7 separate regions of the Homo sapiens genome follow, and regions 2, 3, 4, 5, 6 and 7 are each linked to region 1. A link is a loop called in an ENCODE intact Hi-C map of the cell type or tissue named here. Cell type or tissue: endothelial cell of umbilical vein. All regions are shown on one strand. Region 1 holds the start of PRIM2 (DNA primase subunit 2). Region 2 overlaps DST (dystonin). Region 3 overlaps BAG2 (BAG cochaperone 2). Region 4 overlaps DST (dystonin). Region 5 overlaps DST (dystonin). Region 6 overlaps BEND6 (BEN domain containing 6). Region 7 overlaps DST (dystonin).

What was found. Peaks named below come from ENCODE experiments on the same cell type or tissue, not always from the same donor. Only the 100,000 strongest peaks of a DNase experiment are listed, where the experiment ranks them.
Region 2: a loop joins it to region 1, with 11 times the contacts of the local background. A loop is called at or near these places in 102 of 110 quality-filtered maps.
Region 3: a loop joins it to region 1, with 11 times the contacts of the local background. A loop is called at or near these places in 49 of 110 quality-filtered maps.
Region 4: it touches region 1 in a loop (5-fold over the local background); 9 of 110 quality-filtered maps call a loop at or near these places.
Region 5: it touches region 1 in a loop (4-fold over the local background); 21 of 110 quality-filtered maps call a loop at or near these places.
Region 6: it touches region 1 in a loop (8-fold over the local background); 29 of 110 quality-filtered maps call a loop at or near these places.
Region 7: a loop joins it to region 1, with 9 times the contacts of the local background. A loop is called at or near these places in 6 of 110 quality-filtered maps.

Annotation. Positions count from the first base shown.
Region 1 is chr6:57,314,260-57,318,259 of GRCh38, forward strand. It overlaps PRIM2 (DNA primase subunit 2), which reads left to right and starts at 3,371. Exons shown (of 14, transcript NM_000947.5): 1 at 3,371-3,442. RefSeq lists a silencer at 2,456-2,505. In endothelial cell of umbilical vein, a CTCF peak has its summit at 2,447; DNase peaks (open chromatin) are centred at 2,432 and 3,332; H3K4me3 peaks cover 1,524 bases; H3K27ac peaks cover 2,217 bases.
Region 2 is chr6:56,900,813-56,904,812 of GRCh38, forward strand. All of the region lies in intron 2 of DST (dystonin), which reads right to left. Among named protein-coding and RNA genes, the nearest start is that of DST, 52 kb to the right of the region's middle. In endothelial cell of umbilical vein, CTCF peaks have their summits at 2,253 (motif pointing right) and 3,922 (motif pointing right); DNase peaks (open chromatin) are centred at 2,249 and 3,929; H3K27ac peaks cover 350 bases.
Region 3 is chr6:57,188,374-57,192,373 of GRCh38, forward strand. It overlaps BAG2 (BAG cochaperone 2), which reads left to right. Exons shown (of 3, transcript NM_004282.4): 3 at 1-1,460. It overlaps RAB23 (RAB23, member RAS oncogene family), which reads right to left. Exons shown (of 7, transcript NM_016277.5): 7 at 1-2,227. The coding sequence ends at 2,088. Among named protein-coding and RNA genes, the nearest start is that of BAG2, 18 kb to the left of the region's middle. In endothelial cell of umbilical vein, no CTCF peak of the experiment used is centred here; no DNase peak of the experiment used is centred here.
Region 4 is chr6:56,706,692-56,710,691 of GRCh38, forward strand. The region is part of intron 5 of DST (dystonin); the gene reads right to left. Among named protein-coding and RNA genes, the nearest start is that of DST-AS1, 140 kb to the right of the region's middle. In endothelial cell of umbilical vein, a CTCF peak has its summit at 2,498 (motif pointing right); a DNase peak (open chromatin) is centred at 2,380; H3K27ac peaks cover 1,652 bases.
Region 5 is chr6:56,642,546-56,646,545 of GRCh38, forward strand. It overlaps DST (dystonin), which reads right to left. Exons shown (of 104, transcript NM_001374736.1): 14 at 3,542-3,637; 15 at 3,321-3,448. Among named protein-coding and RNA genes, the nearest start is that of DST-AS1, 200 kb to the right of the region's middle. In endothelial cell of umbilical vein, no CTCF peak of the experiment used is centred here; no DNase peak of the experiment used is centred here; H3K27ac peaks cover 440 bases.
Region 6 is chr6:57,019,549-57,023,548 of GRCh38, forward strand. All of the region lies in intron 6 of BEND6 (BEN domain containing 6), which reads left to right. Among named protein-coding and RNA genes, the nearest start is that of KIAA1586, 25 kb to the right of the region's middle. In endothelial cell of umbilical vein, a CTCF peak has its summit at 1,757 (motif pointing left); a DNase peak (open chromatin) is centred at 1,683.
Region 7 is chr6:56,850,119-56,854,118 of GRCh38, forward strand. It overlaps DST (dystonin), which reads right to left. Exons shown (of 104, transcript NM_001374736.1): 4 at 1,279-1,486. All of the region lies in intron 1 of DST-AS1 (DST antisense RNA 1), which reads left to right. Among named protein-coding and RNA genes, the nearest start is that of DST-AS1, 8.1 kb to the left of the region's middle. RefSeq lists a silencer at 1,673-1,967. In endothelial cell of umbilical vein, a CTCF peak has its summit at 1,859; DNase peaks (open chromatin) are centred at 1,163 and 1,873; H3K4me3 peaks cover 1,674 bases; H3K27ac peaks cover 1,858 bases.

The sequences.
Region 1 (4,000 bases):
ATCCCAGCACTTAGGGAGGCCGAGGCAGGTGGATCACCTGAGGTCAGGAGTCTGAGACCAGCCTGGCCAACGTGGTGAAACCCCGTCTCTACTAAAAAAGCAAAAAAATAGCTGGGCATGGTGGCAGGCGCCTGTAATCCCAGCTACTCGGGAGGCTGAGGTAGGAGAATTGCCTGAACCCAGGAGTTGGAGGTTGCAATGAGCCGAGATCATGCTACTGCACTCCAGCCTGGGCAACAGAGCGAGACTTCGTCTCAAAAAACAAAACAAAACCAAAGAAAAAACAAAAACAATTCAGTTTCATAAGTATTTATTGAGGGCCCATGGAGTGCCAGGCACTGGGGTCACAGAAATGAATGAAACAGTCATCCCTGTTTTTGAGATGCTATGGTTCAGTGGAAGTAAAACTTACATGTTTATGTATGTTTTCCTTCCCATGATTGTGAGGTCAATGTCTGTATTTACAAGAATCTTGGTTGCCAGGGCTGAGCATTGTGTCAATCAATTTTTTGTAGATGAAGTGAATACATGAAAGAGCTCACAGTGATTTACTGAACATGGCTGCTGAAATGTATAACATTATTGTGCATTATTGCTACCGTGATATGCGGATTTATATTGCAATTGCCTCTGGATTCAGAAAAACACCCTTCACAGTGAGGTAGTGACCAAAACTGTGGCATTAGGAAACAATAAAAATGCTGGAATAGCTGACCAACACAGGGTATTTTGTTCCCCGGGGCTTAAAATCAGTTTTTAATATGATGAAAAGGCAGCTATTATGTGACATAGTAAGATATTGGTATGTTAAGCATGAACATATATTTCCAGTTTTCTCTGAGCTGGTCATGAAATGACACTGGCTACTTCGTCTTTTAATTGGGCAGATATTGTAGGAAGTACTTTGGGGATCACAGAGATGAACAAAAGGGCTCATCCAAAGAAAGCTTAAAACCTAGTAGTGCTGGAATTCTTAACTAGCCACATATGGTGATCTTGAACCTCTTGAAATAGTATAGATGTGTGTGTAGGTGCATTTTTCTGAAGAGAGCTTTCATCACATTGTCCAGTGGTTCATAGACCTAATTAACATCCCTCTACTACAGAAGTTCTTAATCTTGATCTTCCAAAAGATAAAGAACTTCTGTAGTAGAGGGCTATAATTATTTAAAGAACTACACCATATGGGAGTCATGAAGAGCCTCAGGGGTTTAAATGAGGAGCAAAACAGGTGGCAACACTGAGTAGTTTCATTATAAAATCCTTGACAATTTTGCAGGAGAAAATTTCTTTGCCTCTAGTGATAAAAACATTTTTCATATTTAACAGTAGTTATTTTTTCTATGAGTTACCTCTTCTTCTTCTTGTCCTATTTTTCTGTTTGTGTCTTAGGATTTTTTTCCTAATGAGTTAACTTCTTTGTATCCTGATGGCATTAACCTTTTCGATGTTATACTTTTGGTAGACCTTTCTCTAGTTTGATGAGTGCAAAATACTTCTGTGAATTTTTTACATGCATAATTTTATACTTTTTATGGTCAAGTCTTTATATCTTTTTTCTTTGTAATTTATAATATTTAAATTTGTTTGCTATCCAGAGATAAGATATTCATGTAAATATTCTTATGGTCTGTGATGCAGGTTTTTTCAGGCAGTTTATATGCTTTCAGGTGTCTTCTTTGGACCACGTGATGTATTTGTATTACGTATTTGTATTATGTATTTAATACAGAGAGGAAGAAATGAGGTGAAGCTCTGCTGTCATATTACTGGAATTGGTGTAGTGAGATCGTTAGCACAGTGGGGCCTGGAGAGTTTCTCTGGGTTTGAACATGGCTCTGACATTTTGTGTCCTTTTGACTTCATTTAACTTCTCTGTTCTTCAGTTTCCGTATCTAGAAAATACGTTTAATATAATAACCTTTGGGAGGCCGAGGTGGGCGGATCACGAGGTCAGGAGTTCGAGACCAGCTTGCCAACATGGTGAAACCCCATCTTTACTAAAAATACAAAAATTAGCCAGGCGCCTGTAATCCCAGCTATTTGGGAGGCTGAGGCAGGAGAATCGCTTGAATCCCGGAGGCGGAGGTTGCAGTGAGCCAAGATCGCTCCACTGCACTCCAGCCTGGGCGACAGAACAAGACTCTGTCTCGGGTATTGGTGGTGGGTCGGGGGGAATAACCTATCTTATGTGGTTATGATAATAAAATGAGTTGATATGTAAACCACTTAGAACAGGTCCTGATATAAAGTCAGTGCCAGCCACAGTTTAGTCCAGGCTGGGTAGATGCTTTGAAGCTTGATATTGTTTCAATGTACTTTGCATTTCTAAAAACGTGAACATTTCAAAGCATTCATTTGATCTCCTAAGGACTACCTATACCGGAGCCTCATTCCAGCACATTTGTAAGCGAGGCACGCCTCCTAGAGGCCACGAGTGAAGTTAATTTCCAGTTCTCGAAAATCTTACAGACAGCGGAGAACTGGTGTGGTGGCTCTGACGCCCCGCTTGTGAGTCTGCAGTCGGACATCTGGAAAGTAAGCGGCACGTCCGCGTGATTTCCAGTGCTTCATCTTCTTCCACCCTACCTTCCCTCCGAGGCTGGGTTCTTCTAATTCCTGTAGATTGCAGAGCGATTCCTGCGAATGTGCCTTCTTTCATTCATTCTAGTTCATTCCACAGATAATTCAGCTGCGCGCTTCCTCTGTGCGAGGCATTGCCGGAGAGCGGGGAGCGAATTGAACGTGGAACCTGCCAGTAGGGGCTTGCCGCCCAATACGAAATTCAAAATATGTATTGTATGTAGACGGGCAAACTAACGAGGATCTTGTAACTTGTTTTCTCATCTGCCAAATGGGGGTAATACGATCTTATAGGACCTTATAGGTCGCTGAAAGATTAAACGAGCGGAAAAAAAAGAGCCCCTAATAGTGAGCTAGGTGCAAAAAAGATCCTAATGCCTTTTTTCCTCATTCCTCCCCAGATTGAAAGTGATGAGTGCCAGCCCTGAGGGTTAAAGCGCCATATTTTCCTCAATATAGGGAATATTTGTTAGTGTCCCCAGACGAAGTTACATTGGTTCAATTTTCGGCGTGTGGGAGTTTTCGCCACTAGCATTCAGCACCCCAGTTTCAACCGTTAAAGCTACCGACTCCACATACAGGAAATGCATCTTAAAATTTGGAAAAAAAATCCCCAAAACACTGACATCCAAACACTTTAAAGCTGCCAAGGTGGACGGAACACCTTGAATTCCCAGACGCGCTCCACTGAGCATGCCCAGAGCCTCAGGCCAAACCCCCTCCTACCCGCCAAGGGGAGGTGGGGCAGGGCTGGCCTTCTGTGCTAGTCACTTCCTCTTCCGGTTTCATATGAACTCTCCCGCCACCCGGGAACAGTGGCTGCCACCGTTTGTGTTTTCCCGAGTTTGAATTCTTGCAGGTAGGGGAAACTTCCGCGAATTTAGGACAGAGAGCAATCCTGTTATTAAGGCTTGCAAGTCGAGAGAAAGGAGAGATGGATCACTTTGCAGGCAGCAGTAGCAGAAGGACAGACTTGGCGGGTTGGTTGTTTGGGGCAGACACCCAGGTACCAGGGAGGAGTTGGGGAGAGATAGGTTTGCCAGTGGAGTGAGGAGGGGTGTTGGGGATGGAACTTTTGTAAGGCACTTGTGGATGCTCCCGAAAAGGAGTTCCGAAAGACAGTTGCTCTGTTTCCCAGAGTCATAACAGAGGAAGTGAGTAACTGGACCCAGTCCATCAAGTAAGACCCTCATTTAGCCAGAACCTACAGCACTTTCCTCTAAGTTCAGGATTGCAGACCACGTAAAACCTTATGTTAACTCTTGGGATCGTAAAGATCCAAGAACAGTGACACACAGGCCTATAATGAGCAGGCAACATCACCTGACTTTCATGTTGCTGAAAATTAGGATCACCACCTGCATCTGCTCTAGCGCCTCTCCCACCCCCATTACAAAATTATTATAGGTGTATTGTA
Region 2 (4,000 bases), 410 kb before region 1:
AGTATTTCAGGGCCCAGAGTTATTCTACATTAAGAAGTGTTCTTAATTGAGTAAAGCCAGTCCAAAAAAAAAAAAAAAAGGAGGGAAAAAAAGCAGGTGGGCACACTGCTTGACTGAAGCATCAGGGAGACTGTGAAGAAGGGCGTTTCCATTTTGGCCTGAAGTAGAGTGTAGGGAGCGGGACAGGATATCATTCCAGGGTAAAGTGCCACTTTACATTCCTGAGAGAGACTCTTTCTGAGGAAGGAAAGAGCAGGAATGCCAATCATCACTGCAAAACACCACAAAGTGAGGGTTCCAAACTCAAATGGAAGCAACGAGGTGGCACAAAGGGTATGGGTTTGGGCGTCAGATGGGCCCGGGTCCAAATGCTGACTTCTTAATTACAGCTACACAATGTATTAAATATTTCTGAGTCCAACTGTTCTAACCTACAAAATGTATAACATTCCACTCACAGGGCTTTTAAGTTTTAAATAACATAAATATAAGTAAAATTCCAGCTGGGCACAATGGCTCACGCCTGTAATCCCAGCACTTTGGGAGGCCAAGGCGGGTGGATCACCTGAGGTCAGGAGTTGGAGACCAGCCTGGCCAACATGGCGAAACCCTGTCTCTACTAAAAATCAAAAATTAGCTGGTCATGCTGGTGGACGCCAGTAATCCCAGCTACTTGGGAGGCTGAGGCAGGAGAACTGCTTGAACCTGGGAGGCAGAGGTTGCAGTGAGCCAAGATCATGCCACTGCACTCCAGCCCAGGTGACAGAGTGAGACTCCATCTAAAAAATAAAATAAAATAAGATAAAAAATATATATATGTGTGTGTGTGTATCTGTGTGTGTGTGTTTCTGTGTGTGTATATATATATACATGTAAAATTCTAAGCATGGTATCTGACACATAGGAAGTGCTTAATAAAATTGTCATTTTCCTCTTCTTTAGAGCAAGATGAGTATAAGGACAACTCAGACAACGGAAACATGTCAGCTAAGTCATATTATGCAACTGAGAACATGCAATTTTGGAAAATATCAATAATTACATAAAATAGTCTTGGTCCTCATGGCTTACAATTTACTGGAGAGCAGAAGGAGAAATCTAACATAGAGTTCATAAACACATGGGAATGTGTAATGAAGGGTTAAAGTGGTTAAAGTAGTAGACTCTCAGCGCTAGCAGATCTCAGAGAAGGAAATCAATGAATGAAGCTGAGTATAGTTACATTTGGCTTAGTTGAGTGGGTGGCATTTGAAGAATGAATTGAATTTATATTGAAGACAAAGGAAACAACATAAGAAATGAATGAATAATACATAGATGATAGACAGATGGGTGGAGTATTTACAACAATAAGAAACGTTATTTGATAATGTGCTGGTATGAGGGTACAAGCTAAATATGGTGGGAAACTAGTGAGAGATAAACACTAAATGATCCAAGAAGGGCTTCTTTCAGTTTGTGTGTCTTCTGAATTTTTGAAGATGTATAAAAGGCTTAAAGTCTGCAGTAAATGCATAAAAAATGAGGAGTAAGAATTTCAGAGAGATGAACAGTATGAGAAAAGGCATAATAATGATTCTGTGGGATTCTGAAAGATAAATGTGTACAGTGGGATTCTCACTGAGGGAGCCGGAAGATGGGCTACTGTCCAATTATGGAGAGCCTGTACACCAGGCTGAAGGATATGAAGAAAGAGATAATTTTTAAAAAAGGAGGGGGTTAACCCCAGAGTCAAAAGTAGCAATGAGGTCAACAGAAATCGGTAAGGAGAAAATGCAAATGGATTTGGCAAAACCGAGGTCATTGTTTGGGCTCTCCTAATCCATCCGCAAATACTTTAGTCTTGTTCCCATCCCGCCCCTGCGTGCAAGCTCAGCTGGTCCTCTTCAACCGAAAATAGTCCCAGAACATCCCCACCACTCCCACGTAACTCAGGAGGTACTACAGCAGCTGCTGGAGAAGAGGATTAAGGAGAAGAGGGAACTGGGCCAAATGCTGAACCAAATTCTAGGGCAGTTTAGACCACACACATCAAAACCAACAACCATACAGGCTGCTTTTTATGCAGCTTCCTGGACATTCCCCATCCACCCACCCGCCCCCTCCACCCTCTACACACACACATTCATTCTCTCTCTCTCTCTCTCTGTCTTTCCTTCTCAATCTCATTTTTTAACAAGCTTCTCTGATAATTTTTCTACACTTTGAAGACTAAGAATCTCTAGGAACCAGAGTTTAGTTTGACCACTAGATGGCATTATCTCCCATAGCCCTGCATTCTAATTCAGAAATTTGGTGTTCTGGTAGAATGAACAAAATATTTGATGATATAGTAGCTTCTGTAATAGTGGAGTAAGTTCAGTACATTTCTTTGGTAAGAATGTAGATTCTCTTATGAGTAATAAGCAACCAGATTTTGCTTAACTGGTATTATTACCAATAGTCCTCAGTGGACTACAAATTCTAGAAACACTTAGGGAGAAAAACTGCATAAAACTTCGCTAAAGTAACCAAATGACAGAGATTAAAACATGCTGTCACAGCCATTCTGCAAAACAATAACTCAGTGAATTCACATCCCTGTATCTACCCTAGAGAAATTCTACCAAGAGTGCCCAGTAAGATATTCAATGCAGAATTATTTATGATATAAAAAAATTTTTTTGAGACAGAATCTTGCTCTGTCACCCAGGCTGGAGTGCAGTGGTGTGATCTCAGCTCACTGCAACCTCTGCCTGCTGGGTTCAAGCGATTCTCCTGCCTCAGCCTCCTGAGTAGCTGGGATTACAGGTGTGCACCACCATGCCCGGCTAATTTTTGTATTTTTAGTACAGATGGGGTTTCACCATGTTGGCCAGGCTGGTCTCAAACTCCTGACCTCATGATCTGCCCAGCTCAGCTTCCCAAAGTGCTGGGATTACAGGTGTAAGCCATCGCATGCGGCCAAAAATTCTAAACCACTTAAATCAGTCTTTCCTAAACTTCAGGCATCTTCATTCCACCTTAACATTTTTTCTCCAGATCTGAGCACTGCCTCAGTTATTTCTTTTATACCCAAATTTACTTGTACTATTTTAAAATAACTATTTATAAGCACTGTGGTATACTACACAGACTCTGCAGCCACTATCTGGGTTCTAATACTGCCTTTGTCACTTCCTAGTTGTATGATCTTGAATAGTTACTTAATTATTTCCTCACCTATAAAATAAGGATTAAAATAGTAATTCATAGGGTTGCTGAAAAGAATAAAGTAATGGAGGTAAAGTACTTCAAAGAGTACCTAGCACGTAGTAGTACAGAAACATTCACTATAATTACTATGGATATTACTTGTGTGAATAAAATATAGTCTTGAACACAATAGTGTATTATTCATACTATCTAAAAAAGAAATCAGGTGGAAATAGGAAAATGAGTCACATTGCTGGTGTGCCTTGAAGACAGACACATGTGAGGTACCGATCATTAGGAGAGAGTTCTTTGTTACTCTCCAGTGAGTCAAACTACCTGGGTTCAAATATAATACCAGCTCTATTACTTACTAGGTGTGTGGTCTTGGCTAAATTACTTCTCTGTGCCTTGCTTCTTCTTTAATTTGTCAAATGCATATAACAATACGTCTCTCTTGTAGAGTAATGGGGTGTTTAAATGAGATAATCCACATTACGTACTCAGAACAGTACACAGCATAGAAAAAATACTTAATACATTATTATCATTATTATTACTGCTTCACTTCCTGGATCTGGCAGCAGCAATTTACACATCAGCAGCTCACAGCTATGATTACAAACACTATAAACAACGATGACCGTTCACCTTTATTTCCCTAAATAACTGTAAGGAATTACAGCTCCTTGATTTATGACACTTTCTTCTCCTAAGTAATATTAAAAAAAAGCCATGTCTTTTAACAGAGGAAATTTTAGCTTGAAACAGTAGGTGGTGCTATAAGTTCTTCCAGGTGTTAATAAGAGTTACTCTTTTTCTTTTGAGA
Region 3 (4,000 bases), 130 kb before region 1:
AAACTAGGTACATAAAATTATATTACAGGAACTGTAACTATCCTCAGAGATTACTTTTTTTAAATATAGAAAGGTAACACGCTTTTAGCCACACAGCTAACATGAAAAAGAACTAACTAGAACACATATAACAAGTGATTTTTCTGCCAATAAAGACAAAAGACTATTTGTTGCAAAGTATTATTTTGTGCAAAAATTAAAGAGGAGAGTAGAGAGTAGAAAATTGAAGAGAGTAGAAAAGATGACTCATTAGCAGTATCCACTGTTTGTTAGGAACTGAATTTTGCCCCCAAAACCTATGTCACTATCAGCAATGGGAGTGGTGACAACTGGTGACATAAAAATAAGCATTTTACATTACTGTGAAATAGATAATGCCAGATCATTTCAATATAATGAAAAGCAAAAATTTACTTTTTAATTTTTTTTATTTTTCCATCTAAAATGGCAAAGAGAACATTTACTTTTGATCACTTAACAAGGACACACCCAGGAAATTTGATTTTCTCAACATTAGGAGGATGAGGGGAGTACAGATGGAAAAACAAAAGATAAAACACAAAAGGAGTACATAAAACATTGTTTAGTACAAATAATGAAAAATGACTTCATGACATTTTCCAATAAAAGTTATTTTTACAGATTTTGCAATGCTGTAAAAACCAGGTATATTGAAAGGGGTTATTTATAGGTTAAAAATAAAGCCATTGATGAGTGATAATCAGTTTTAACAGAGTTCACGCAATTATCTTAGCTGGAAAGCTACTGTCCCAAGTGACAAAATTTATGTCCTGACACATGATTACATATTAAATCATTTTGTAAAAGAAATGATTCTGTATGTGGGACTGACAGCTCTTGAGAAAGTGCTATACAAACAAGGTTATAGAAATGTTGAAGTGATTGATAATCTTAAAATACCATACAAAAATGTGTAAACAAAAGGATGGTTTAGAGTTGCAGGGCATTATAAAATATGTAATTTTAGTTAAGACTAATAATAATATTTTTGTGCACTTTAAAAATGGTTAGTGTAATCTTGTAAGTTCAAAGCTGGGTTCTCAGTGAGCAGCAAAAGGTGTTAGATGCATCACCACACTTCACAGGACCTCCTGAATGACTGCAGATGTGCTGTGTACCTTCTTAAGGGGCTTTGGCTGACCTTATGAGAGCAGGAGCTCACCATGCTTATGGGTGACTATATCAAAAAGATCTGCAATAAGGCTCACCTGGGAGATGCTCTAGCATTCAAATTCCTATACTCCTCTTTTATCTACGCTGTCAGATGAAAACTGCTTACTGCTTTTAAAAGATATAATAAACAATATAAATTCTGATAGTAAAGCACTATAAAAATTAGGTATGATATTTTTGGCACAAAGCACTTTTTAAACCCAAGCTCATTTTGCAAAATATATGTCTAGAGTTTATCATTTGAAAATAAAAACATATACACAATATGTAAATGGTTTTATAAGTGAATTAATTAGAATGTACATTTTCTTAAATACTGCACATACCTTCAGCTTACTCCAGTACCAGACATCTGCATGCACACCCCACATTCTACATTACACAGATATTGCACAAGTTTCAATGCCAAAATACTAATGCAGTCTGGCAAGATTTAGGGTTTACCTTTCAGTATTATTTTGTGAAAGTATTCAGATTCAATACTATTTCGCAGAAAAGCTACATGACCAATTTCAGGAAAAGAATGCTTGCTATCTTTCCTTGATCCACAGTATTAAAATCTGTAACAATATATTTAGGCATTTCATTTATGTTTTCCAGCATTTAAAATTCCGCAAAACCTGTGTTTGAAATTTCTTATAGCATTCCTTTACAAACAGGAGAAGCTTCGTCTAATGTAAAAAAAATTAAAGGAGTCCACAGGGCAATAATTTTTCCACCAGAGGTCTCACTCTACATTCTGAAAAGCACTGCAGAGCAATATTTAAGTCTGTCACTTTCAGAGAGCCATTAGGAGCAAAGTCTGCTGAAAACCTTGTAACATACCATGACAGCTGGATGGGTTTCTTAATGCATTGCACAATGTAATTCAATTGTTTTCCTCCCAAAACATCTTAGGGTATGCTACAGCTGCTAAAAGGATTTCTGTTTTTCTTGGTCCTTTGTTTGTTGGGTCTAAGATTGATGACATCTCCACCATTGAGGGTACCTGAATTCTGACCGGAGTGACTTCCACCAGATGTATTAAAGACACCTGTATAAATTGAGGGAAAAGAGTGATTGCCACTGACACGCCTGAGTTACCTGTTGCATCCAGCTTGTTAGTAAAATCAGTAATATTTTCAAGTATTTACAGTTTCTCTAAAATTGTAGTAAAATCCAACAAAATTTAGCATCTTAACCATTTTTAGGCATACGGTTCAGTGGTATTAAATACATTTGTAATGTTGTGGAACAATCACCCCCGTCCATCTCCATAACTCTTTTCATCTTTAAAACTGAAACTCATACCCATTAAACAGTAACTAACTCCCCATTCCCCCTCCCTGCAGACCTTAGCAACCACCATTCTATCTTCTGTCTCTTATGATTTTAACTACTCTACCTTATATAAATGGAATAATAGTGTCTTTTTGGGACTGACTTATTTCATTTAGCATAATGTCTTCAAGGTTCATCCAACGTAGAACACTGAAGCATTTCCTTCCTTTTTAAGGGTGAATAATATTCCATTGTATGTATATACCACATTTTGCTTATCCTTTCATACATCAATGGACACAGATTTATGATTTTAAAGCTCTTGTTTTAGTTTTACTTTTAGTAGCTAATACGCATGGTACAAAGTTCCAAGGCTGTAAAAGAGGTCACATTAGGGCTCTTTTTTACCCAGATTTTCACCCCTTGCCAGTTTTCCCACCCCTAAGGTACGCATGTTATTACTTTTCCTACTTATCCTTCCAGATATAGTTTATGCATATATAAGCTAAAATGCATATATATTCTCTTTTCTACCTAAGTTGTGGCATATTCTACACAATGTTCTGCATCTTTTGACTTAACAATTTATCTTTGACGTTTGGAATCAGCAAATACGATAATTTTTATTTATTTATTTTTTGAAGACGGAGTCTCGCTCTGTCGCCAGGCTGGAGTGCAGTTGTGTGATTTTGGCTCACCGCAACTTCCGCCTCTTGGAGTCAATTGATTCTCCTGCCTCAGCCTCCCGAGTAGCTGGGACTACAGCCGCCTGCCGCCACGCCCGGCTAATTTTTCATATTTTAGTAGAGACGGGCTTTCACCGTGTTACCCAGGCTGGTCTCAAAGTCCTAAGCTCAGGCAATCCACCTGCCTGGGATTAGAGGTGTGCTAGGATTACAGGCATGAGCCACCACACCTGGCAACTACGATAATTTTAATAACTTACTAACTTCACATCATATCACTTCCTCAAGAATACCTTTTAGTTAACAACAGTAACAACAGTATTTCTGAGTTGTGTGTGTGTGTGTGTTTTAAGAGATAGGGTCTTGCTCTGTCACCAGGCTGGAGTGCAGTGGTGCAATCATAGCTCATTGCAGCCTTTAACTCCTGGGCTCCAGCAGTCCTGCCTCAGCCTCCTGAGTAACTGGGACTACAGGCACAGGAATGCCATCAGCTAATTTTTCTTTTTTTTTTTAAGAGACAGGATATTGCTATGTTGTCTAAGTTGGTCTCAAACTGTCGGCCTCAAGCAATCCTCCTGCTTCAACCTCCCAAATAGCTGGGATTATAGGCACAAGCAACCACACCCAGCTATTTGTGAGATTCTGTGTTAATACTAGTAAGATACGTTTTTCCTACTTATACTAAACCAGTAAAAAAGTGGCCCACAGATAAAAGTGATGAGTAGCTAAAAGATAAAGAACTTTATAGTTTCCATTTTGAACTGTGCTATTCACAAAATGTAATCTCCAATTTATGATATAGCATCCATGACACACAAAATTCTGGGCCAGAGATACTGTCAGGGATACAAAGGTGACTA
Region 4 (4,000 bases), 610 kb before region 1:
TCACATGCACAGTTCACAATAGGGTTCACAGCCATGTGGTGGCTCATACCTGTAATCCCCAGCACTTTGGAGGCCAAGGTGGGCGGATCACTTGAGGTCAGGAGTTCGAGACCAGCCTGGCCAACATGGCAAAACCCATCTCTACTAAAAATAACAAAAAAAAATTAGCCGGGCAATGTGGCGTATGCCTGTAATCCCAGCTACTTGGGACGCTGAGGCAGGAGAATCACTCGAACCCAAGAGGCGGAGGTTGCAGTGAGCCGAGATCATGCCACTGCACTCTAGCCTGGGCAACAGAGTGAGATTCTGTCTCAAAAAACAAACAAACAAAACAATAGGTTTCATGCTCCTATGAGAATCTAACGCCATCACTGATCTGACAGGAGGCAGAGCTCAGGTGGTAAGGCTGGCTGGCCCAATGCTCGCCTCCTACTGTGCAGGCCACTTCCTAACAGGCCATGGACCGGACCAGTACCTGTCTGTGGCCTGGGGGTTGGGGACTCTTGTATTAGAGCACTGTAAGAATTCACCCAGTCCCGTTCTAAGGCACAAGCTTGAATTTATAAGGCTAAGGCCTACTTAAAAACAAGGCAGAAAAGCTAAGCTTGTGAATGTCATGTACATTCTAAATCTATGTACTTCTCTGCGTATCTTCAATATAACCAGAAAGCAGCCAAACTCTAAAAGAGCCTGAATGGGAACACTAAAAGATTATATTTATATAAACAATATTATACAGCTCCTGATCCTCAGCCAGCTGCTTTGTCTCTCAAAATAAATGGCTTTATTGTGCAGGTCTGATATCCTCAGTACACAGAAGGACAGTAGAATCCAAGCACATGATTACTTTGGGGACTTCCAGGATTGTAATAGTGCTGAGAATTCTGTGCTCTCTGGTCCACTATGCCTACACCCTACCAGACTTACATTTCACTCTATATTCCACTTCTTGTGTCTTTCTCACTCCAGGACAGTTAAAGATGGGGTATGATTCTGAACACTTATCTCATAGTAAGGCAATTTCACAACTTGACTTGCCAGACTGAACAAAACCCTCTACATAAGGGAAACTTTCCAAAACCAGGTGTCATTTGCTACTATCGTATTTATGTGACAACAAAGGAAAATTAAAACAGACATGTTTAGAGAAGGAAAATAATAATATTAAGCCATGCAAATCTAAACTAGGAAAAGATGGCCGGGTGTGGTGGCTCACGCCTGTAATCCTAGCACTTTGGGAGGCCGAGGTGGGTGGATCATGAGGTCAGGAGTTTAAGACCAACCTGGCTAAGATGGTAAAACCCCATCTCTACTAAAAATACAAAAAGTTAGCTGGGCATGGTGGCAGTGAGCTGTGATCATGCCACTGCACTCCAGCCTGGGCAAAAGAGTGAGACTCCCTCTAAATTAGGAAAAGAGAAAACCTGTGATAAGGGAAAAGACATTTTAGTCCTGCTTCTGCCCTTGGCCTTATGAATTTGTACCAACAGCCTAAACTCTCTAGGCTTCAGGGTTTTTTTTATCTTTAAAATAAAGGTTGGAAAACAGAAAACTCCTAGTTCAACCTAGAGAACAAAAAGTCTGTAATCTTTAAATCAAATTATTATCATTTTAAAAAATCAATGACCTGTCAACTTAGAAAATGTATAAAATAAAAGCTACTCTTAAGACTTATGGCTTAATTTTTTAAGAATTTTAGAAGAAAATGCAGAAATAAACTAATTTAACTTCTATAATGCTTGAAAAAAATCCAAAGACACTGGCTATCCCCAATACTGCCTGCTTTTCCTGTCTCAGCTGACTATTCTGAGGGTCCACAGAAATACTGTATATGGAAAACATCCTACAAAATATAAGATATCATTTTCCGAAAAGCAAATGTCACTAACAATAATAAACAAAAACACACACACCATGAGTTACTACTAGATGCCTAACCTTGTGCTAAGTACTTTATAATACTGAGTCAGTTTCCTCAGCACAAATGAGTGGAATAAAAGAGGATGCTATTAAAAATTAAAAATCAACATTATGGGTAAAGGGTGGTCGGGAATGAACTGAGGGGAAAGAATTGGGGTTCCAATCTGATCGAGCAAGAAATTTAAGGGAAAGAAAAGAAGGGAAAGTAGACAGCTAAGCCTACATAGAAAAGCTTTTATTTTACCCTAGGAGTGAGTCATAGGCATTGGGCCTGGTAACTTTCCTTCACAGATGACTATACTAACCGCCAATATCCCTAACATTCCATTTTCAGTTTTTAATAAAGCATTCCTTTTTCTCTTTTTGGATATGTTCTCCCTATGGGACAAAAAACTGTCTGGATCAATAGTGCTAGAGGAAGTGACGAGCAAAGTAAAAGCACTATGAAATACTCTGGGATTAACTTACATAACTTGAATTACATAACAAGGCTGATACAGCATTTTCTGTATTTCACACAATTCTCGTAGAATTTTGCAGTACTTCAAAAAAATATGTATATAGCATTGCACCTAGAGTTTACCTCTAGGGGGCACTAATCTTTTACTTAAAAGAATATCCCAAGAAAGTAAAATAGACTAGAAAACACTCTATGGGCAACAAAAATTCTAAACAAGATGCTGGCGATGACATGGACAATATTTCAAATTTATTTTGGAGTGAGAACACATTAGCTCATGCCAGGTCTGTATTACCTAAATGGCTTAACTTATCAAAAATACTACACTGAAAATTTCCTTTTGTTAACCTATAACTGTTTGGTTTTATATAGGCTAAATCAAATTCAACTTTGAAGAAAAGAGAATCATTATATAACTGCTTGCTGAATGTTTAAACTTCCTTTTTTAAAAGTCTGACATTATAGTGGTTGATGTTAATCTAGACAAATTTCACAAAAATTTGACTTCCCATTATTTAAACTTATTACTATTGTTTAGCTGCAATTCAATTCAGGTCACAAACTATTTATTGAGCATTCATCCGTCATATGCCAGGGTATCCTTTAAGTTCTATGGGTACAAAGATGAATAATAAGAGTGCCACCTCTTGAAGCCTGTAATCTGAAATGAAAGAAATTTAGGCAAGAAATTGCAGTATAAAATAAATGCATTCAGAGAACACTCAGGAAGCTATGAGGAGCTTAACCCAGTCTGAGGTCTTCCCAGCAAAGAAGATGGGAATGTTGCAGGTGGAGGGAGGAGCAAGAACAAAGGAAAAAGGCAAGGACACACAAAACTACATATGAGTTGCAAGGAAGGAAAGCAGTGGTGAAGTCAATGAAGCATGAGGTGGAAGATGAGGCTGGAACGATGCGCCGGTGGACATAGAGGCTTTATATCCCAGGTTAAGAAGCTTGAACTTTTCCTACACAAAGAAAACTACGAATTTTAAACAGAATGAGGCCATAATATCTCTGACCAATATAAAAGCTTCCCTGTAAACTATTATCTTAAGCAAAAACAAATCAATCACAGGTAAAATCAAGAGCCCAATCTGTACACAATAATAGAGGAAAGGTCCCTCAGGAAAAAAAGGAAACTGGAAGAGTCATTCCATTAATGAACCTTGGGTAAAATGCAGGCATCCTAGTGAGCTCTGCAGTAGGGAGCAAAACATCAGCCACATAAAGGGTTCACAGTCCGCTCTTAAAGAAGTTCTATATCTAAAGGATACAGTATTCTGGAAAACAATCAGCTATCTTTAGAAAGAAACATAAATAATAAAAGAAGGCTTGTCCCAAATGAGATCGCCTCACTGGCTTATACTAACTGGGTGACGAGAAGAAGGATAGTTTGCTTTAGTGAAAATTATAAATTAAAATATTTTTCAATGCAATTTTTTTACATCAAACAAGTACGTTCATAAAAAATTAGCTGTCAGGTTCTCCTGGGAGAGTTCCTTAGACAGCCTACTTGAAAAAATAGAGGTAACATAAATATCAATATATTAACATATTAATTATTGATAAGAAAATTAATGCTTTTAAAATACACACAAAAAATGCTCAAAAACATTGTAT
Region 5 (4,000 bases), 670 kb before region 1:
GTCAAAGAGCTCACCATTCCTGAAAAGTGCTGCCCATCAAAAAGTAAAACACAATCCCACACCAATGATTCAATACCTGTGTCCATCAAAGGATTCACTGCCGAAGCTAATGCAAGAGTTGATCAGTGTTGGACCACAATGAACCAAGAGAAGATTTTCATTTGAATCAAGACTGGTTCGAGTGCTGGTAGTGTTACTAAACACAGAATCACTGCTACGGTAACTATAACTACTACTGTGCATTTTTATTCCTGAAACGATGTTCTTTCTTTCACCTTTCAAAGTAGACTAAAAGGTAGGAGGTCTGGAAAAAGCTCTACTTCTAACGGTGAAAAGTGGCAGCTGAATATTACAGCTTTTAGTGGCTCCTTAAATATGCTTCAACATGCATATGCAACACACAGCAAATAATATGCTGATAACTATTCAAAAGAATCTAGCCTAAAGCCATTCGTTTGCTAGCTGAGGTTTGCCTTTTGTAGCTTGTATTAAAACCCTACAAGTATGAACAAAGCAGGCAGATTGGGCGTCACTGGAAAGGATATGCCAAATATTTGCACTAAGAGTCATCCAATTGCAACCACCTAAAAAACAACTCAGATGCCTCACAGATGTCCAGGACAACTAGTAAAGATTATTCTGGCAATACCAATCATTAGCTAAAAGAACACAAATATCCAATCATAGTCTGACTTCTGCAAAAGACCAGGTCTGTGCTGAATAATGTAAGGAAGGCAAACAGCTAGAAATTATGAAGTACCTATAAACAAATGAATTTGATGAGAAGCAAAGTACGCTTCCATTTTAACCACCATGTCATTTGTTTATTAGGTTAAATTAATGGAAAAAGTATCCATTTACCTTTCTTTATATGACACGCTCCCAGTAATGTTACTTCTAAACCTACTATAAAGTGCCAAGTAGAATACTGATGCAATGCTTACAAATTTAATTTGTCTGTGCTTGTTTTTCCATTCTATAGGATATTACATGGCATAAGAACACTGGCTCTTTCCCATTTGTTTTTCATACACTTCCATGCCACATAGCTATTACTCGCAATACATAGACAATGCCAAAAAATTCGCATGAAGAAACATGAAGGCATTTATCCAACCAGCCTCCTAAATATTTTCCTACCTCCAATAATACTGTTACTTCTCCACTCTAAGAATAGATATTTTTCTTTTCAGGGGTCAAGAAAGGGGAAATTTGAGAGTGCCACACCAATTGCTTCTTGGCCTTTTGGCTAAGATCAAGTGTGAGAGTGCCACATCAAATATAGTGAGTGAACAGAATAGCTCAAAACAATAACAGTGGCACCTGGCATTTATTAAGTAATTATTATGTGCAAGAAATTAATCATTTTAGATACATAACTCATCTCATACTCATAACCACCCAATGTAGTAGGCACTATTACATCCTGTTTACAAATGAAGAAACTGAGGCTTAGACGGTTAAAGAACTTGTCTAACATCATACAACTTTGCAGGCTGAGCTAATAATCTAATTTAAAATTGAGTGGCTTCTAGGCCCTGAACTCTCAACCACTCTCTGCTTTCTTTTATGAACATATCTTAAAATTCAGCTACTGTTCTGATGACTAAAAATCTACTCTGTATCCTCTGGAATACTTTTCCATTATTTCAAATGATTAACATAGTATCTCATTTCAATCACTCAAATTACCTTTTCCGTAAAAGCTGCATCCTGTATATTTATGGCTTGTTTTGGTTTTAATAATCCAGTTATGTACACATATTATTATACTTTAACATAAATGTAATCAGTAATTTAATAAAGGACTGACAGGTTAGACATGCTCTCATATATTTATTTTATGCATTATTTCACAACGTTGAATCCTGAAGTCAATGTGTAAGGCACAGAGAACATGACAATACTGAGCACCTCTAATGTTGTGTCAGGCGCTGTGTAAAGCACTGGCAACGCAAGGGACAGAAAAAAAACAAGGGTTTCTCTCCACATTCTTGGAGCTCATATCTGTGGAATAGGCAAGACTTAAGCAATCACCGAAATAAATATAAAAATACAACCAAGATAAGCACTATGAAGGAACAATACATGGAAACATGAGAGTTCTAAGCAAGATATCTGAACTAGCCTAGGGAACCATGGAAAGTTTCTCGAGAAAATAATGTTGGAGCTGAGATCTGAGAATGTTTAGGTGTAAGGCAGCCAGTGTGGCTACTGTGCAGAGAGCAAGGGGGCTGGAGAGGTGTGTCTGGCCACACAGGCCTTACCCTGTAATATGGTTTGCCTGTGTCCCCACCCAAATCTCATCTTGAATTGTAATAATCCTCATGTGTCAAGTGTGGGGCCAGGTGGAGATAACTGAATCACGGGGGCGATTTCCCCCATACTGTTCTCATGGTAATGAATAAGTCTCAAGAGATCTGACGGTTTTGTAAATGGGAGTTCCCCTGCACAAGCTCTTGCCTGCTGACATGTAAGATGTGACTTTGCTCCTCATTCGCCTTCCACCATGATTGTGAGGCCTCTCCAGTCATATGTAACTGTGAGTCAATTAAACCTCTTTCCTTTATAAATTACCCAGTCTCAGATATGTCTTTATTAGCAGCGTGAGAATGGACTAATACACCCTGCAAGGTCTAGGTCCTATAGACTTCATGGCTAATGAGGAACACAGATCACAATTCCCAGGTACCAGGTTAAGACTGTAAGGGAGACAAATTCATCCAACAAGCATTTCCTGAAGACTAAATGGTACCTTCCTGGGCAACTGGATGTAGTGAGAGACAAAATGACAGAGAACTAGTGATGATTTCATGGAGTAAATCCACTTGTAGAAGCGTGGCAGAAAGGGAACCTGAACTAACATTTACTGAGTGTGTTCTAGACGCCATCCAACACCCTTTAAATGAAGGCAAGCTAGATTTTGGTTTCCAATGCCCCTTGGAAAGAGAACTATAGCAAAAAAATGTAATAAGAAATAAAATCAGCTGTTGTCCTATAAGCTTTTAGATCCAGGCCCTGGTGACTTAAGGTCAATATGAGAAATTACAAGTAATTTTGACTGGTTTTAAAACTGTAAAGCCTTATTAGATGAGACTTCACATACCAATCCAGCCTAGCCGGTCATTTATATACATTACTTCACTGATTGCCTCCTTAAAATCTCTTAGAAGAGTTTCTAGGTAAGAAAATGGAGGATCAAAAGGATTAAGAGACTTATCCAAGGCCAAGTAAACAGAGGTTTAACTTAAGTTCTTTCACAAGAACACAAAGGCCCCCTCCCCACTTGATATTCATGGCAGAAAACACCTCTGGCCTACCTTTCTACTTCTGGACGAAGGGCCTTCTCTCTCTCTAGCATGGCAATAATGAGTTTCCCCCACTCTTTTTCTATGTCATTTGGATGATAACCTTGAAGGAGCTTGATGCGTCCAAATTCTATCCAAATCTTGAGAAAACAAAAAACTTTAATGTGAAGCAAAAATGAAAACAAAACAAAACAAAGACTATGCTTGACAATACAAAGCAAATTTGAGCTTACCTCTAATAATTTATATAGACGTTTAATTTTTGATTTTTCTGTCTCCTTTGGTGGAATTTCTGTTTCTTTAAACTGTAAATACTGATTATAAAGTGCCTAAAATAAAAAGGACAAGAAATTAAGGACCAAACTTAAAAGATCTGTTTTCATGATCTCACTAAGCCACCACTTCAAGTGTTATGTACTGTATCATATGCAGTCAGTGGAATTCCTTTGTTAAACCGACACTCAAAGACAATACCAATTTCCAGCCAGCTGGTGACGTGGGTTATCTAAAATTTGATGAGGGTGTAATTATTGATGTGAGCCATGATTTAGTGCCACAGGGGGATCTGGATAATAATAAACCATTCAGTGTTTACTAGTGCTCTACTAAAAATCTCTCATCCTCCAAACAAGAAAACATACCCTTTAAAAGATGCACTTCCCAAATGCTGCACTTTAGCTTTCAGTCTTTGG
Region 6 (4,000 bases), 290 kb before region 1:
GAGATGTGGAGCTGAATGTAATGCAGTAATCCCCTGCCCCAAACGCCCTACATGTTACTGACTACCACTCCCATCCTCCCCCAAGAGTCCCTTATCTATTTTGCTACACAACTAAGACCAGCTCTGCCGAGAGTCAACAATGTCTGTCTTCCTGAAACAAAAACATAAACAAATCAAAAAACTATTACTTGTAACAACTGCAGTGAAATTCTTTCCCTTGGCTCACACATACTGTTAGACTGACTTTAAAAGTTAGAGAACATGGCTGGGCATGGTGGCTCACGCCTGTAGTCCCAATGGTTTGGGAGGCTGAGACAGACAGATACTTGAGCCCAGGAGTTCGAGACCAGCCTGGCCAACATGGCAAGACCCCATCTTTATAAAATACGGAAGAAAAAAAATTAGCCCAGCGTGGTAGTGCACACCTGTAGTCCCAGTAACCCAGGAGCCTGAGGTGGGAGGATAGCGAGGTGGAGGCTACAGTGAGCTGTGATGTTGCCAGTGCACTCCAGCCTGGGGGACAGAGTGAGACCTTGTTTCCAAAAAAAGAAGTTATAAAAGATAAGGTTACCTGTATCTTTTTTCTCCAAGTGATTATAAATTTCAGTAGATTGTGACCTCACAACTTTTCAATTATTAGATAATTGCTTAAATATGCCCTTAGTACTTCCTATTTTGACATGAGGTTACCCACCCAGTTACCTTGATGTATAATGACCAAGTTCTCTATTTTTTTTTTTTTTTTTGAAACAGTGTTCTCACTTTGTTGCCCAGGCTGGTTTTGAACTCATGAGCTCAAGCAATCCTTCCACCTTGAACTCCTCAAATGTCAGAAAGCACTCCACCCAGTAACTAAGTTCCTTGTCTTTTCTTTTTTATTTTTCATTTTTGAAACGGAGTCTTGCTTTGTAGCCCAGGCTGTAGTTCAGTGGCGCGATCTCTGCTCACTACAACCTCCACCTCCTGGGTTCAAGCAATCCTCCCGCCTCAGCCTCCCGAGCAGCTGGGACTACAGGCCCGCGCCACCACACACAGCTAATTTGTGTATTTTTAGTAGAGACGGGGGTTTCACCATGTTGGCCAGGCTGGTCTCGAACTCCTGACTTCAAGTGATCTGCCCACCTCGGCCTCCCAAAGTGCTGGGATTACAGGCGTGAGCCACCGTGACCGGCAATTTCCTTTTCTAAATGGTATGTTACCAGACCTCCAAGTCAAGTGGCTATCTTTTGGGGCACACTGTTATATTTCAGAGGTCTGTAAAGCATTTTGATATCCTAAACTCTTGTTTTTTTTTTTTTTTTTTTTTAATATTTCTGACTTCCAAGGATAGGCACAAAACTCATCTCTGACTATATCAGCCAGCAGAATGTTAAAGAAGTGAAAGTTAAGAGATTTTTATATCAGTTTTGCTTGTACTTAACAATAGAAGTGTTATTAAATCTGCTAGCTATGGCATTAATTAAAATTGAAACAAGGAACAGACATTTTGCTATGAACTTTGTGCCTTTTGAACCTGAGCCTGACTTAATAGTGCCAAGTTGTTTAGACTGGAAATGCATGTATTTTGAATCAGTAATGGAGATTAGCTAGAATGGAATTTTTTAAATTTGCAAATATCTTTCATTTTAAGTATGGTTGAATTCAAATTATTGCAAAAAGGACTGAGGAAAATATGCTGGAAAAGACAGGGTCAGGTAAGACCTAATTTGGACATGCTTGATAAATTAATCAGATATAGCACCATCTAGTGGAATACTGTTATATTTTTCTGTTCTCAGTCATTTAACTCACAGGAGCCTATGGCCCTGCCCTGCCACCAAAAATATTCTTTGAAAAACTTACTTTTCTAGCATGGTCCCTGTGGTAGACCGTGCCCTCCACTCAGTCCTGAGCTCAGGTTGTCACTGGTGGCTTAGATTTAAAAGGGTAACAATTTCCCAGCTATGGCTCAGGTCTGTGAGGGTAAGGCCTAAATTCCTCCCTTTTTTTAATATATTCTTTCTTATTCCTGTGGCTGCCCTAAAGTTGCCTGTAGCTCTCACATGCAAGAGCTTGATTTTTTTCCAGCCTGTCTCCATTTTTTACTTCTTTCTTGCAGGCATTGAAGAAAAATGTATTTATAAGATTTACAGAATATTAGGCTATCACCTCTATAACATCCAACTAAGTGACCAAACTGCCTTCTCCTGAAATTTCCAAAGCGGCCTCAGGGTATATAATCTCTGGCGTAATGTTACATAACATATATTATAACTTATAGGTGATCTAATACAGTGGTGCTAAAATGGTGGGGGGCGGCGGAGAGGGAGGTGTGATTTAGCCACCTTCCTCCAACGCAGGGTATTTAGGAATGCCTGGAGATATTTTTGATTGTCAAAACTGGTGGTACTTCTGGCATCCGGTGGTCAGAGGCCAGGGATGCTGCTAAACATCGTTGTTGAATTTGGTTTGCTAGTATTTTGTTGAAGATTTTTGTATCTGGCTCATCAGTGATGCTGGCCTGTAGTTTTGTTTTTTTGTTGTGCCCTTCTCTGGTTTTGGTGTCATGGAAATACTACTTTGTAGAATGAGTTTGGAAGTATTCCCTCCTCTTCAATTTTTCTTTTTTTCTTTTTCTTTTTTTTTTTTTTTTTTGAAGAATTAGAGCAGAACTGGTATTACTGTCTCTTCAAATGTTTGTAGATTCAGGGGTAAAGCCATCAGGTACTGGGCTTTTCTTTGATGGAAGACTTTTTATTATAATTTTGATCTTGTTACTCCCTATTGATTTGTTGAAGTTTTCTATTTCTTCATGGTTCAATCTTGCTAGGTTGTATGTGTCCAGGAATTTAACCATTTCTTCTAGGTTTTCCAATTTGTTGGCAAAGAGTTTTTCATAATACTCTCTAATGAGTCTTTGTATTTGTGTGGTCTCGGTTATTATGTATCCTTTTCCATGTCTCATTTTATTTATTTGGCCTTCTCTTTGTTATTTCTTAGTCTGGCTAATGGTTTGCTGATTTTCTTTGTCTTCTAAAAACACCAGTTTTTTCTTTCATTGATCTGGTTTTTTAAATCTCCTTTTTTGTTTGTTTGTTTTTTGTTTTTTGGCTCTGATCTTTATTATCTCTTTCCTTCTACTAGGTTTAGGCTCCGTTTGTTCCTGCTTTTCTAGTTCTTTGAGGTACACCATTAGGTTGTTTATTTGAAGTCTTTCTACTTTTTTGATATAGGTGTTTATTGCTACAAACTTCCATCTCAGTACTGCTTCTGCTGTATAGTATAGATTTGGGAATGTTGTATCTCCATTTACATTTGTTTCAAGAAATTTTATACTTTTTTTCTTAATTACTTCATTGGTCATTCACGAGCTTGTTATTTAATTTCCATGTGTTTGTGCATTTTCTGAGACCCTCAGGTTATCAGTTTCTAGTGTCATTCCATGGTGGTCATAAAAAATACTTGATATGATTTCTACTGTTTTGAATTTATTGAGACTTGTTTTGTGGCCTAGATATAGCCTATTCTGGAGAACGTGCCATGTGTTAATGAAAACAATGTGTATTTTATAACAGTTGGGTGAAATATTCTGTGAATATCAGTTTGGCCTATGTGATCTATGGTGTACTTTAACTCCAGTGTTTCCTTGTCAATTTTCTGTCTGGAGGATCTGTCCATTATTGAGAGTGAGGTGTTGAAGTTCCTCAGTATTATTATATTGCAATCTGTCTCTCCCTTTAGATCTATTAATGTTTGCTTTATATACTTGGGAGCTCTTGTGTTGTGTGCATAGACATTTTAAACTATTATAGCCTCTTGCTGAAATGACTTCCTTATTATTATAAGTGACCTCCTGTGTCTCTTTTTACAGTCTTTGACTTGTACCTGTTTTACCTGATATAACTACTTCTGCTCTTTTTTGGTTCCCAGTTGCATCACGTATCTATTTCTACACCTTCACTTTCAATCGATGTGTGTCTTTATAGGTGAAGTGGCTTTCTCATAGGCAACATGGTAGTTG
Region 7 (4,000 bases), 460 kb before region 1:
ATCCTCCCTCCACCTCCCCTTTCTCACTCCACCCCTTGCTCTTCAAAGGCCTGGGTGAGACCAGCCAGCATCTCACAGCGGAAGCCAGAAGAAGCTCAAGGCTGTTGCCCCAGAAACCCTGACTAGAGAATGGCTGGCTAGGCACTGTTTGTTTTTCCCGTAATCAGAAAATCCCACTGGGGGGACAAAAAGGGGGTTCTCAGCTGCCTTGATGGCCGGAATCTGGGCTGGTCCCCTCCAGCCCCCTTGGAGGAAGAGAAAGTACCAACTTTGCAATACAGTATAGGAGGCAAAAAAAAAAAAAAAAAACAACTGTGGAAAGGGACCCCCAGAGTTAAGAGTGGAAGAGAGGGAAGGAAAGGAAGCCTGAACCACTGGATGCAGAAACAAACTTAAAGAACACCTGGCCTTCTGCCTTTGCAAGAAAGTCCCCAAGGACACATTCCATCCTGCCCTGTTACCATTTCCAAGAAAGAAAGAAAAAAAAAATATTGAGGGAAGAAAGGAACAACACCCCTGGAAGCACCTCTCATGCACAGGACACATACACACAAACCACGCAGGGGTTGGAAGGTTGATTTCCACAGTGTTCTCAGCTTTCAGCTGGGTAAAACAAGCCATCACTTCTGGTTCAGCTTTTAGGGCCAATGCAAGGGAACACCGGGTAACACAGAACAGAAACATTGGCACATCTCATGTATTAATTAATCAGGAAGGCGTGATGGCCAAACCCTCAAAAGCACTAAGGACAGAAAGCTGCTATGGATACAATGATGCAGACAGAGATGCTACATTTAAAGAAAAACAACATCCAAGTTGCTGGAATATGCTTTGCAATCCTGGGTACCAAAAACCATGGATCTTCTCAATCTGCGTAGCTCAGTGCCCCTGGGCAAAAATGAAAATAAAGGCTGCTCACTTCCAGCTTCCCGCAAATATACTAGCAATCACTGGAGCTAATACTTTCAGAATGTTATGGTAACTAATGCAGTAATTAGGAAAGTTTAGTGCAAATGTCTGTAAATATTTCCTTGCATTTCAAAGGAATCGATTCGTCCAACCAGAAGGCAGGGCCAAACAGCTTAGTCACCAGCAGGCAGGGCAAATGGCTCTATCGGTAAAACAAGGCATAAAGTAAACATGGTCATCATCCTCCCCCACCTTGAGCACAGATTCCTGCCCAGTGCATCAGCTCCCGCTATGGCCCCCCAGGAGGTAGATGGGCGAATTTCCGCAACTCTCTTCCCCCACTCCATCCCCTTCCCCAGATGCTCTTACCTGCTATCCGAAGCACTGCCCTCTCGGCAGGGTCCAGCACTGAGCCCCCTTGAATCTTTCTTTTCGATCTCTCATGTTTAGGCAAATTCCAGGGTAAGGTGTCTCCCGGAGCTGGGGATGCGGAGCCAGATTTCTGGCTGAAATCATCCTCATCGGAAAAATCCGCAGAGGAAGACATAGAGCAGCGATAGGACGCGTTCCCGGAACTCTACAGAGAATGACACAGAAAAAGCATTAACAGCAAAATACTCACATATGCTCAATGATTTAAACATCTCCCCCACCAACCACCGCCGCCCTCCCTGCCCCCAAACTGGGTCTGGCATATCCTGCACCATCCTCGGAGCTGAGGGAATATGCAGAAACCAAAAAAATAAAACCCGGAGCTCACCATCTTTTCTTGGCCAAGTCTCCAATCGTAAAAACAATACACAGGCAGTTTCAATACATGAAGATTTGCACGGAAGAAGTGTGTGGCCTGTGGTCCGGCCACCAGCTCACAAATGACTGGCCCAACAATGAAGCCAGAATCAACAGCCTTCCTGTTACAAACCTATAGTATTTGGCTCCCCCACCAGGACAGTAGAAATATTTTCCATTACTAGCCTGCTGCTTAATTCATCAATGCAACTAACTCGAAGTTTCGAAAACAAAGCACAAATGCAGGATGTTGAGTCCCAACTCCTTTCCGCTTCAAGTCACCTCACCACTGGAGACTCCGTTCTGACCAGTTTTAAGCCCCTGTCCTCTTTATTTAATTTTCTTCATGAGACTGAAGCAGGTTCCCAGAAAAGAGCAAGGAGGGAGGAAGGGCTGATTCTGAGAAGAGCCTTTTCTTAAGACTGGGAGAACACAAAAGACTGTTTTCAGAAGCCTATGGCAGCACCAATAAACAAACATCTGAACTCGGTTTAGAGTTCTCAAGATAATTTAAACTTCCAGCAAAGTAACAGCTGCCAATAATGTAAATGAGAATGATGCTGCGCAGTGACAGGAAACAGAGCTCTTCTCAGCTCCTGGTCATTACACAGTGAAATGAGAAACAGGATGCTTTTGCCAAAGCACTTTGCCTGAAGGTTAGTCCTCCCTTCATCTAGCTGGAGCAAATCTGTAGGGTCATGTCTTGCATAAAAGTGTTAATATCTTCCATAGAGGGAAAAGGCACAAGATGTTATTCCTTCCTTCTTTGTTGGGTTGTGTTTGTGATTATTTACAGAGCCACTGGCTTACTAAGGAAACAAGGATGTTGACTATCTCTGCTGCAAAATTATAAACATAACGACATATCAAAAGGAAGTCTTGACTTTCCTACTGAGAATTCTACTTCGCTGAGACTCATGGTAAAGATGCAAAACTGGTATAACTCGAATTCCTGAAATGTAACTTGCAGCCATGGATTCCTAAGAAGCAAGTTACAGGCAGAAATCAGTGAGGCATGCTCCAATTTGAGCAAAAACACTGGGCTTCCCACAAAAGCAGTGGCAACTGCAGCACAAACAGGCTGTGTGAGCCACATCCCAAAACACTCACCCTAGGTACGTGAAATAAACTCTAATTGCATCAGGACTACCAACCTTACCTCAATCTGTTTAGGCCTGTGGCTATGCATGGTCAACACCATTATTTTATTTTATTTATTTTTCTTTTTTGTGGGCACATAGTAGGTGTAAACCCCATTATTTTAGAAGTTCACGTAATATTTCCCACAAAGTGAGGTATGTAAGACGTAGCTCTCTATTCTTTCCCCCCAAAAAAGCTGTCTTCCATTTTATTTTACATAAAATTTCATCATCTTGGCTAATTTATTTATTTACAGTCTGTATATTTTTCTAATGACAATAAGGCATTAGGCAAACTTGAGGCAAAAAGTAAATAAAATTGATTTTCTGTATTGTAGCTACAATCCATAGGGAGTTGTGAGTGGCATTAGGTCAGTCACAGCATGCTATTATCAACCCAGTTTATTTTCCATGCTTTTCTGAAAATCCATCTTGAGCTTTCTGAGATTTTGTTTTTGGCTGGCTCTGCATAAAAGGGTGACATTCTTAAAGACTTTTAAGAGGGTATTGGGTTTCTTTGGCTGCTTTCTATCTTCCTAAAAATGGCTTCCTATCTGTCCTTATTTAAGGTCATCCTTTATCTGTGAGATTATATTTCTTGTTACCTGTACTATTTTAGTGAGGATAGTAATTTGATTATTTATCTTTACAGACAGACTTGGAGAATAACTGTTAAAGAACTGCTCCTTTCCAAAAACCACTGGTTATTGATTTTTGTAGAGTAAATTTTTTTAATGGCCTGAGTCTCAGCTGATTGAACAACGAAATGTGATTTATGCCACGACATAAACACCATTAATCACTCATAGCCAGATGGGAACAGTTACCACCCATGGACCCATGGGTGTTGACTGGTGCAGCCTCTAATCTGGTAGTGTCATTGGTAAACAGATAAGAGAGAAAAAGAGGAAAAGACAATCAACAACACTTCTTTCAACAATATATCATAGGAAAATATGGACCCCACACACACACACAAACTGAGGGAAATCATACATATTTATATGTGGCAAAGTCTCTCCCAGGCTACATGATCCAAGTGTTTTAACAATTAAAGTATCGGATTTTTTCCCACAAAAATTTTCATGAATACTTTTTAAAAATATAAGGTAAACTATATAAAAGTAGGCCCATTTGAACCCTGAAAATTGGAAACAGATTTA